Regions from separate parts of the Homo sapiens genome. Here region 2 is linked to region 1. Evidence: chromatin loops called from intact Hi-C (ENCODE). Cell type or tissue: endothelial cell of umbilical vein. All regions are shown on one strand.

Region 1 (5,000 bases):
TCATTTTTGATAGAATTTTGCACAGTAGGAATACTCATTAATGCAGGGTAATACAGTGTGATAAGCAGCTTAGACATCAAAATAGTAAAAAGGAAAAAAAAAAGCCAGTTGGTCTACTTTTTATATGAGTAAGATAAAACTTAAAAAATTAAATACCTGAAGAAATTTGAGAAAACATTTATTGGCATTTTAAAATTATGTCAAATCAAGAGCATCTATTCTCTTGTCAGTTTCTACTTCAGAGATCTCAATTCTAATAAAAAAAATCACATTTCCATCCTATGTTTGATCATGATACATTAAATGCATTTCAATATTCAAAATGAATTTAAATATAATTTTAATACTTTTACTTATTCTACAATTACCCTCCTAAATAGAGAGTATGTCTGTGTATACATTTTTTTTTACTACTATATGAAGTATCTGAAATATTTCAATTTTTTTCAGCATTGGTAAAAGAAAGGCAAAAGCCCATCAGCTACTAACCATGTGCACGTGGGTCATTTTATGATCTTTAACTAGAAAATACAAAATGATCATATAATTATCTATTGTATGTTAAAATAAATGGCAAATGAGGTTTGTCCATATACTAGGAGAGAAATAAATAAAAGGCAATCGAGTAATTTCAGAGTATTATCAAACAATTTTGCTTTCTTTAGGGGGCAAGAAAAAGAAAGAAGCTACCATTTGAAGGCCAGCAATGAAAGGGTTAACAGACATATGCTGTATAATTAGGAGATGCATTAATGATTATGAATAGTAAATGATTTGGTGCAAAGAAAAAAATTTTAGTCAAAGGGACATGTACCTATCTTACATGTTTATTAGTAACTGTATATAACTAGAAAATTCTGCTATTAAGAATCTTGCATTATTGGTGTAAATACTTCCAAGGGTACATCAAATTGTAATCTTTCATACGACATCCATCAAACCAGGCTGGAGATTTTGACAAACATTAAACACAGTAAGGAGGCAATTATGTATGCATGATTTAATCTGCAACTAATTAATATGCAAATTTATTCATATGTTAGTTACTAAATTAAAAATGCAAAGAAGCCCTTATGGTGATTCTCGAAATTTTGCACAAACAGAACATTTAAAATGTAAGAAAAATGAAGTTTTTTAGAAAACTATAACACACTTTTAGTGTCCCCAGAACCTGTTGCATTAAGAAGACTCAAAAATATGTGTTTAAATACTAGATAATAATTTAAAAGGTGTGCTAATTTTACGTGAGAATGTGGGAACAGAAAGGTTAATCAGAATTCTCTCGAACTCTTAAGAGATACACTCTAATTACCAGACAAATGGTATTCTATTTCTAAGCTTCCTTCCCTGCTTTTGGGTTGTCAGAAGTTGGTCATCTTACTGATATCTTATATAAATGGTTAGGAGTTTTGAGGGGAATAAATAGTATTTGAAAGCAACCAGATATAATGAAAATTTAGGGTAACTCTGAGACCATTTGGTGTTCACTAAACATACAATTCGCTCAAGATGGCAACTCGCTCTTTTTGCCTTTGGGGAACAGCTCTTTGCAAACAGAGAAATGGGAGGAAAATCTTGAGAGAGGCTAGAAATTCTACCAAACTCTCTTCCAAATGAATCTTCAAAGAAAATAATGTGGCTAACCAAAAAGCAACAACCTCCCAAAAAAGCAGAAGGTAATTTTATCTGAATTCAATCTGGCTATTTTAGTCCTACATTTTCCAGACAGTCCAAAATTGATTTGAATCCTGTATGTGAGATGAGGGGTGCGGAGTGGTGATAATTTAAAAATATCTTTGGGTGTCTGTATACAAGGGAGTATCCCTTCAAGTGCACTATATATTATTCTTTGGTATTATTGCCTTATGCCAGAACCTGATTCCCCTAAGACTGCCTAGTGATCAGCAGTGAGATTTTGTATGGATCACCTCTCATCTGTTTACCTTTTTCATCCGACGTCCGATGGCCATGTACATACACACAAAGCTCCTGGAGCTGGCTCTTGGAACAGCTGTACTGGCCTCAAGAAATCAACACAAGTCAACTGTATGAGGAAGCACAATAACAGCATCTACGGCTCTTCCTAGGGCACTGAACTCTCACCCATGTTAAAAAAAAAAATCACCATCAGTCTCGCTGCTGCCAAGTGACACACAAAAAGGAAGTTAACCATTGGCTGTGACTTGCATTCACAGTCTGACTCTGATTTCCCTGCTTCCCTTAGCCCATTCTGATGCCAAGCGGACTACAGCTTGCCCATTTCATTTCGACCACGGCAGCCAAAAAAAGCACTGCCCCACCGTGCGACGACAAGCAGTCTGTTTTGATATTAGTACCTCAGTATGTGATAGAAGAGAGTCAGATGTCCTCAAACTATGTGCCCTCCCCCGAGGGACTCTCTCCTGGCCCTCCTTGGCCAGAGAGATGGCAAGCGTGCCACAAATCCTTAGCTTTGAAAGCACAGGGGACGGAGAGGCACTATCCGCAGGCTCAGACAGAAATGGCCATGAGTGCCTCTTCTTCCGGGGAGAGGATTCAGGCCCTCCAATTCCACACTCTAGTCTAACTGGAAATATTAACTCAGATTCTATTCACTCCCTGCCAGCATACAAAACACAAACTGAATTACATAAGAAAAAGAGTCATTTTCTTATATAATTAAATTGTAGTAAATGCTAGTAAGTAAACATCAGGTTTCCTTCTTTTTCTTTCATGAAAGACAGAGGAATATATGGGGTTCCCGAAAATTGATTTTTTCATTGATTCTTAGGGAGGAAGATGAGAGTGAAGTATTCTCCCCCCCACAACAAATTCTGATTTATTTGCTAAATGTACGGAATCTGACTGTAACCTGGTTTAACCTCTGAATGTGCCTTGTAATGTTCTAGTTCTCTCCAGCACTAATAGATCATGCTTTTTATAATTCCAACGAGGCATCGTCAGGTGAGGACTGCAATTGCTGGGCATTTCAAAAGTCTGAGAGTACCCTGGGCATCTTTAATTTTTACAGGTGACTCAATTTTTGTTGTGACCAGAACTGAACATAAAGCTTTTAAAAGCTTAAATGTACACATTTATGCATTCATTACACAGTGTTAAATCTAATTTGTTCTTTTTACTGTCACAGGAAGCACATGTTTAAAGCAATCTGTTTCCTCATGTGAATGCTTTCCTGTCTGTTTAAAAAAAATTGCGACACACTTTACCCTGAGTAACCAAGAGGTGATCATAAATATCCCTAAATAGCATTAAACAGATATGAAAGACATTAACACTTTCAGAATGCCAAAGTAGTATTAAAAAAAAATTCTAACAGATGCTCCTAGGTCAAAAAGTGAAATGTGTGTTTCCTGAAAAAACACTCTCATCAGAATCATAAATGAACTGTGAGTGGAGAAGTGAGGTGTTGCTGAACAAACCAGGATCCTTTTGGTGAGGAACACGGCAATCCACTGCCAACGTGTACTTGCCATAAAAAGCCAAATCGAAATGGAAGTTTGATGAAAACCAATATCCTTTGTAATCCACAAGGTGGCAATGACTACAAATGAGGGGTGGCTAAATCGGATCTATCGGCTTTCCAGAGAAAAATTATCTCTGTGAACTGAAGCATCAGTCCCTGTTCAGGGTGTACACGGAAGAAGTTCAGGGCTCATCAGCCAACAGGGACTTTTCCCGAGGAATCTAACTCAGTGCCTGGTTTTTCTGCAAATTAAAATTGGCTGGGAAAAGACATTCATTGTGGAATGTGGAGACCACGCTTCCGCTCACACCTCCCCCCTCCCTACTTTCAGCAGATGTTTTTTTCTTTAAATGCAAGAAGAGTTAACTAAATCAGCCTTTATATATAAAAAAAAGTGTTTTAAGTTTCTCATAGCCGATGATCAAAAATACCTTTTCTTTTGTGAATTCAACAGGGGCACTGAGAAAAGATACATTATAATGCGTCAAAGGCTACAATCTAGCCATTCTTTGACTTTACCTTAAAACATCTGTACAAATATTCCTGCTCAGTGTAAGAAATCTACCTAAGCAGTCCTAAACAAACTGAACTCTGTTTACTTTATAAAAGAAACAGACTGCCACACAGGTCTACCTAGTCCACACATCTTCATCTTGCCAGGCAAAGCTAATATCTTAGGCCTAACCTTCAGTTTTGCGGGGGGATCTATAGCCAGCCCCACCAAGGGGCTGTGCATCACTTGGGCAGACCCGTTCCCGGCCTATTAGAGAATACCACTGACACAAAACAAAAGAAAAAGCACGTATCTCCTTATCACTTAGAGGCAAGGCTGATTTAGGCATAAACAAATTATTGGCCAAGGGAACCACAGTATAAGCAGCTCCGGGCATCACAGCCGATGTACCAGTTCAAAAGAGAGAAGATAAAGTATTTCCAACACAAACTTTGCAGACCACTAGGTCTAATGATTAAAAGGGCTGACTACGTGTCTTGGTTTGATAGAGATGGGTTTGCAGAGCCTGGGAAACACAGGGAGACCCTGTCTCTACCAAAAAAAAAGAAAAAAATTAGCCAGGTGTGGTGGTTGTGAACCTGTGTACCCAGCTACTCAGGAGCCTGAGGTGGGAGGACCGCTTGAGCCTGGGAGTTTGAGACTGCAGTGAACTATGATTGCACCACTGTACTCCAACCTAGGTGACAGAGCAAGACCCCATCTCAAAAAAAAAAAAAAAAAAAAGCAATATTACATAATTTCAGAAAAAGCAAGTGACCTCTGTTAGGTAAAATTCTTTTGAACATAGCTGAGACCCTGGTCTTAGTTTCTATTCTACTGCTAACTACTCCTAAGTAGGCTGCCATGTTAGATTTGTTTCTCAAATGCCAAATGAAAGGTAGTTACCTTGTTACTGATAATAGCATGACAGTGCTTTTTATTATGTGTAACAATAGTATGTAACATTCAAGGATATTACATAAATGCATTCAAACCCCAATGAGTACTTATTTTACAAATAACTGTGTAGCTAGGAAGTGACAT
Region 2 (5,000 bases), 240 kb before region 1:
ATTTTTATTGTGCATGGGGGCCTGCAAATTATGCAGCCAGTCCTGGGCCTCTGAATCTCCTGCTTGGTCCAAAGCAAAACTGATTGGTATATAACTTAGGTGATCTACTGATCCATGGATATGAATATGTTCAAAAATTGAGCTCATTGTCTCTTTTTTATTTGTTACGCTAAGAGTACCCAGACCCAATTTTTCCTTTAACAATGACATAATAATTCATAACATGTCTTGACCAATTACTACATGCAAGACATTGTTCTATATACTTTATACCTGTTAATTTGTGTAATCATTGCAACAATCCCATAAGTAGGTATTATTGTCTCTATAATAGTAGTAGTGGTTTTTATTGTCATAAAAACACCTACTCATTTAAAGATGAACAAATGGAGGCAGAGCATAGTTAAACAACTTATACAATTCAGAAGGGGTCAATCTGGAGTTAAAACCCACACACCTAACTTCCAAGTCTGTGCACTTCACCAAACCCTTTCAGTCTTTATTCCCAACTTTTCATTCATAGTGTTAGATATGTTTTTGTCACCTTTGTCCCTATTTACTTAACATAGTCCACCACCTGAAACCTGCCCTGTAGAGAGCTGCTGCAATGCTGCAGGAAGAAGACATCCTTCTCCACATGAACCTTCAAAGACATCCTGTGTGAGGGCTTAGGGATCCATAACCTATTTAAAAGTCAGTGGTCAGTGCATACATCTCTCCCACATGGGAAATAATAAGAGCATTGTGACGTGGGCACAGAACAAACATGGTCCCATCCTATGGTCTTTTTCCTGTCCCCTTTCCCTTCCCACTACTCACATAGTTGAGTATCACCAGAACCTTTACTCCTCTTCCAGAAGGGTTGAGTTGAGGTTTGCATTTAGCCCATTCCTCATGCATCTGGTTGAACATTTGGTCACTGTTCAGAGAGAGTTGTACAGTGACTTCTCTCTCCCAGCCCTCCTGTTTCCTCAGATGGTTTAAGTAAGTGAGATCACCAGTAAGATTTGCAGCCCGAGTTCTGCTAAGAGGGTCTATCAGCGTGTGTCTTTGACACAAATCACTGCAGATATAAAAGAATAGAGATGGGAGAGTGGACTTTCAACTTTTCTTATCACTGGAAGTTTTTGAGGAAATGAATCTTTGGCAAAACCCAAATATGCAAAACAATAGAGCAGTATTATAGTAAAACAAATTTATTCCTTCAAAGCTTTGTCACTATTTACTCCCTATGAAGTCAGCCAAAGTGGCAATGGGAGAATGTCTAGAAACATAAACACTGTTAGTGTTTGAGTGAAGTTTGTAGATAGCAACGTAAGACTTATTCAGCATCCATGTGATGCTAATCACGTATTTTTAAAAATTCTGGAGCAGCAATTCAAATTTTAAAATGTGGACTTCAGACTATAACAAAAGATCTCAAGTCCATGCGGAGGAGAAAAATGACAAAGTTCCATACTTACAGCTGTCTTTCCGGGAAAGGTAAAAGAACCAAAATGTATTGGACTTGACAAAGTGCTAGGTAAACAAAGCCATGAGGATTAAGGTTTAGGCTCCAGTGATTAGTAGGGAAGTACAGGATAATAAGCACAGCAGGATGTCCCTCAAGGTGCTTCAGACTCCGGCTGTGTTTATTATCCCATATCAGTATGGAAATCTATGCCTGACTACATTTATGGTGTCATTTAGAACTTTAAAATAGGCACTTATTCTCAGAAAAGGGTTACTAAATTATTCACCCTGTAAGGTTTTCTTGATTAGCATAATTCCACCCATTATCTGCCTTATCAAGAATACCTTTCCACTGTAGGGCATGTGCTCCAGAGAGACGTTCAGGGGTACAATTTCATGGCGTCACGTCAATCCTGAGATACCCACCTTTCGCTAACTTGAAAATAAAATCCCCTTTTATAATTTGCAAAGTAAACTTCTCCAGGTTGACACTTTTCCTGTTGAGGAACACAGTGAGGGATAATCTGTATATTCTTCCCCTGGTTTTCTGCCAAATAGTTTACTTTTTTTATGACCTTTGATGTTAACTTTTTACTTTTCAAAAGGAGAATGCATGACTATCAATGGGCAGAGCCTTCATGTGGAATTTGGGATTTTTTTCATAAGTGCTAAGAAGGCTACGTAGAGAAGCAAGTGTGTGTTTAACTAGAAATGGGGTGATCAGAGGGAGAAAGGAGGCCATGGGGGTCTCATCACTTAACACTAATGGTGCCTCTTCCTGGGAGCTTTTGCGTACTCATGCCTTCATTTCTTTATGCTCATCCATGTCTCTTAAGCACGCCAAGAAGTTTCTGAGCCCACACTAGATGGCAGCATGGTTTACTGGTCATGTGGGCAGAGCCAAGGCCCCAGCAGCCTGAGCCCACATGATGCTCATCCTTGCTTTCTCTCTCTCTCTGTCCCTCTGTCTGTCTCTCTGTCTCTCTCTCTCTCTCACATGCACACACGCACACACACGCACACACACACACACACACACACACACATCTTCTAAAGGGTCCTAGCTTTTCCAATGTCATCTGCAACTCTATCTGGCAAAGTGGGTAAGAGTTGGAAAATCCCCCTGCAAATTGAAGCCATCCCTTCCACTGCACTGTCGGTTTGTCCAAACACTGAGAAAGGACTTTAACTTTGTGCAGCCCTGTTCCTAATCGCATCATCTGGATATCTGTGGTTTCACAAGGTGAATGAGGTCGCAGTTGCTTTATGTTTACTTTGTGAACACCAAAAAGGTCCTTTCGGTTCAGTCCACGCAATCTGCACTCTGTGTGTGTTTGAATCCAAATGCTTCTCTTTCAGAATTGAATATTCCATTTTAAAATGCCTTCCAGTTGCACCCAGGTTCAGCGTTCCTGTCTCAAAAGGAATGTGGAACGGGACCTCTACTCAGAAAGGGAGTGCCCATTGCAGTTTCAAGGGCTGAAGTAGGGGAATCTGACCATAGCATTTGAGAGCTGAATGGGAGCTTAGAGTACATCAAAGTCAGTCAATCTCATTTGACAGATAAGGAAACTGAGACCCAGAAATCTTGACTTGCCTAAGGCCACACAGCTCGTTAGAAACAAAGCCAGGACTGGAAAACTGGTTTCCTTATACTCTGTCCAAGGCCTTTCCCATTGCCCCAGTTGTGATTTATAGAAAGTCATAAATATAGAGCAGATGAAACCCCAGAGCCCTCAGAGCCCAGCTGGTTCACCCCCTGCCTACCCCACCCCCAACCAGCTCCATGAACCTCCATCCAGCCACGCTTGGACCCACCCATGTGCTCCATATCTCTGCCGCCAAAGTCCTCCTCCATGGCCAGGAAGGAGGAGGGATAAAGAGAAAGAGAGAATCGATATTCGTTGGGAAATTGGATTGCAGATACAGAAGTACTGAAATATTGCAGTACTTCCCTTGGCATTTCCTCTTGACCAGAGAAGGAAATACCAGAAATCTCATAAGCGAACCAATTTGGGCAATTTTTTTATACTCAGTATTCATACATTTCACATTTTTTTTCTCCAAACCTTTGAGTACTAATTCAAACCGTCCAGCCTCCAGGCCCCCTGGAGATTCACCTATCACTAAATATTGTTGATTTGCAAAACACACGGATTCTTTTTCTAGAACAGGCTCCGCTTTCATAGCTTTCTTCAGACGCTGAGCCTTTTCCCAATTAAGCGATGGCCCAGCTTCTCTCTGGTTAGGATTACAAACAAACACCACCACCCTTCTGCCTGGGCTCCAGTCACCCCTCCCTTCACTTTGACACATGGTTCTTTTGATCTCAACCCCAGACCATAGCAACAGGCTCCTAATTACTCACCAGCCATAAATCATGGCAGTAATGTGCTCCTTGCTAAGGAAAAGTAGTATTGTTGAGCCATCGGAGCCTGGAAAACTGGGTGTGTTTAGTGTTTCCAAAAGCAAAGCAGTCAGGGAAGGAAGGCAGGAAGAGAAAAGATGCTTTAAATGTTTGTAGAAATAGTTGCTTTGATGTTGAGCCCTCTCCCAGAGGAAGTCAAGAGTCTGCAAACTAAGTCTATATTTTTTCATATTTGGAGAGGTAATAAAATCCATAAGCCCTGCTAGAGGCAGGTGTAAGCTGGGCCTCCTAGAGTGAATACAAAGGAGATGTCCAAGTACTCAGAGTAAGCAGCACAAACATGCTTCTTGCTGTCTATCTCTTAATTTTGTTAATTTAATTTTAGTCACTCACTTGCATGGGAAATCTTAGTTCCTTCTTGTCCTTATGGAATAGTGGTTAATCTGGTTAGGTTTGACATTTTCACTGAGAAACTCTCTGGGAATCCCAAATTATTATTATTTATTTTAAGAGACAAGGATCTCCCTAGGTCGTCGAGGCTCGTCTTGAACTCCTGGACTCAAGTGGCCCTCCCACTTCAGCCTCCCTAGTAGCTGGGACTGCAAGTGTGAGCCACTGCACTCCCAAATTATTTTTTAAATTTGACCTGGACCAGGATGTGCTACTGAGTCTACACAAAAACCAATAATTCTAGTAAAACTGGTCAATGTTGGTCTGATCTGGGGACAGGTCACATGAACTCATTATCATCTTGCTAATGAGGTTTCTGGGTTTAATTGAACTGGAAATCATTCTTTTTAAATTTCAGGATGAGAAATACTGTATAAAGGCTAAGAATAACATATGGACATCCTTCCATTGGTCAATTCTCAGAAACAAATACAAAATATTATGGATTTTTTAAAAATTTAATTGTGTTAACGTTAGACATTCTACTTGGCTGTAACATACAGACAACACTGTGCTGGATAAAATTGTGAGATTTGTCTTTATTCAACAAATATTTATTGAAGATCTACTTTGGGCTAAATCCTGGGGTTATGACAGCTAAGAATTCAATAGCAGACAAGATTAATGTTATTTTTGCTTATATGGTACTTACGTCTAGAACAGGGTTGGCAAACATTTTCTGTAAAGGGGAAGATAGTAAATATTTTAGGCTTTGCAGGTCATACAGTCT

The links. Hi-C counts contacts between places; a loop is a spot of excess contacts. Peaks named below come from ENCODE experiments on the same cell type or tissue, not always from the same donor. Only the 100,000 strongest peaks of a DNase experiment are listed, where the experiment ranks them.
Region 2: it touches region 1 in a loop (5-fold over the local background); 7 of 110 quality-filtered maps call a loop at or near these places.

What each region holds. Positions count from the first base shown.
Region 1 is chr18:55,335,904-55,340,903 of GRCh38, forward strand. All of the region lies in intron 8 of TCF4 (transcription factor 4), which reads right to left. Among named protein-coding and RNA genes, the nearest start is that of TCF4-AS1, 110 kb to the right of the region's middle. In endothelial cell of umbilical vein, no CTCF peak of the experiment used is centred here; DNase peaks (open chromatin) are centred at 2,168 and 3,378; H3K27ac peaks cover 2,925 bases.
Region 2 is chr18:55,094,160-55,099,159 of GRCh38, forward strand. No RefSeq gene overlaps it. Among named protein-coding and RNA genes, the nearest start is that of LINC03035, 11 kb to the left of the region's middle. In endothelial cell of umbilical vein, a CTCF peak has its summit at 2,307 (motif pointing right); DNase peaks (open chromatin) are centred at 2,322 and 3,772; H3K27ac peaks cover 1,853 bases; H3K27me3 peaks cover 292 bases.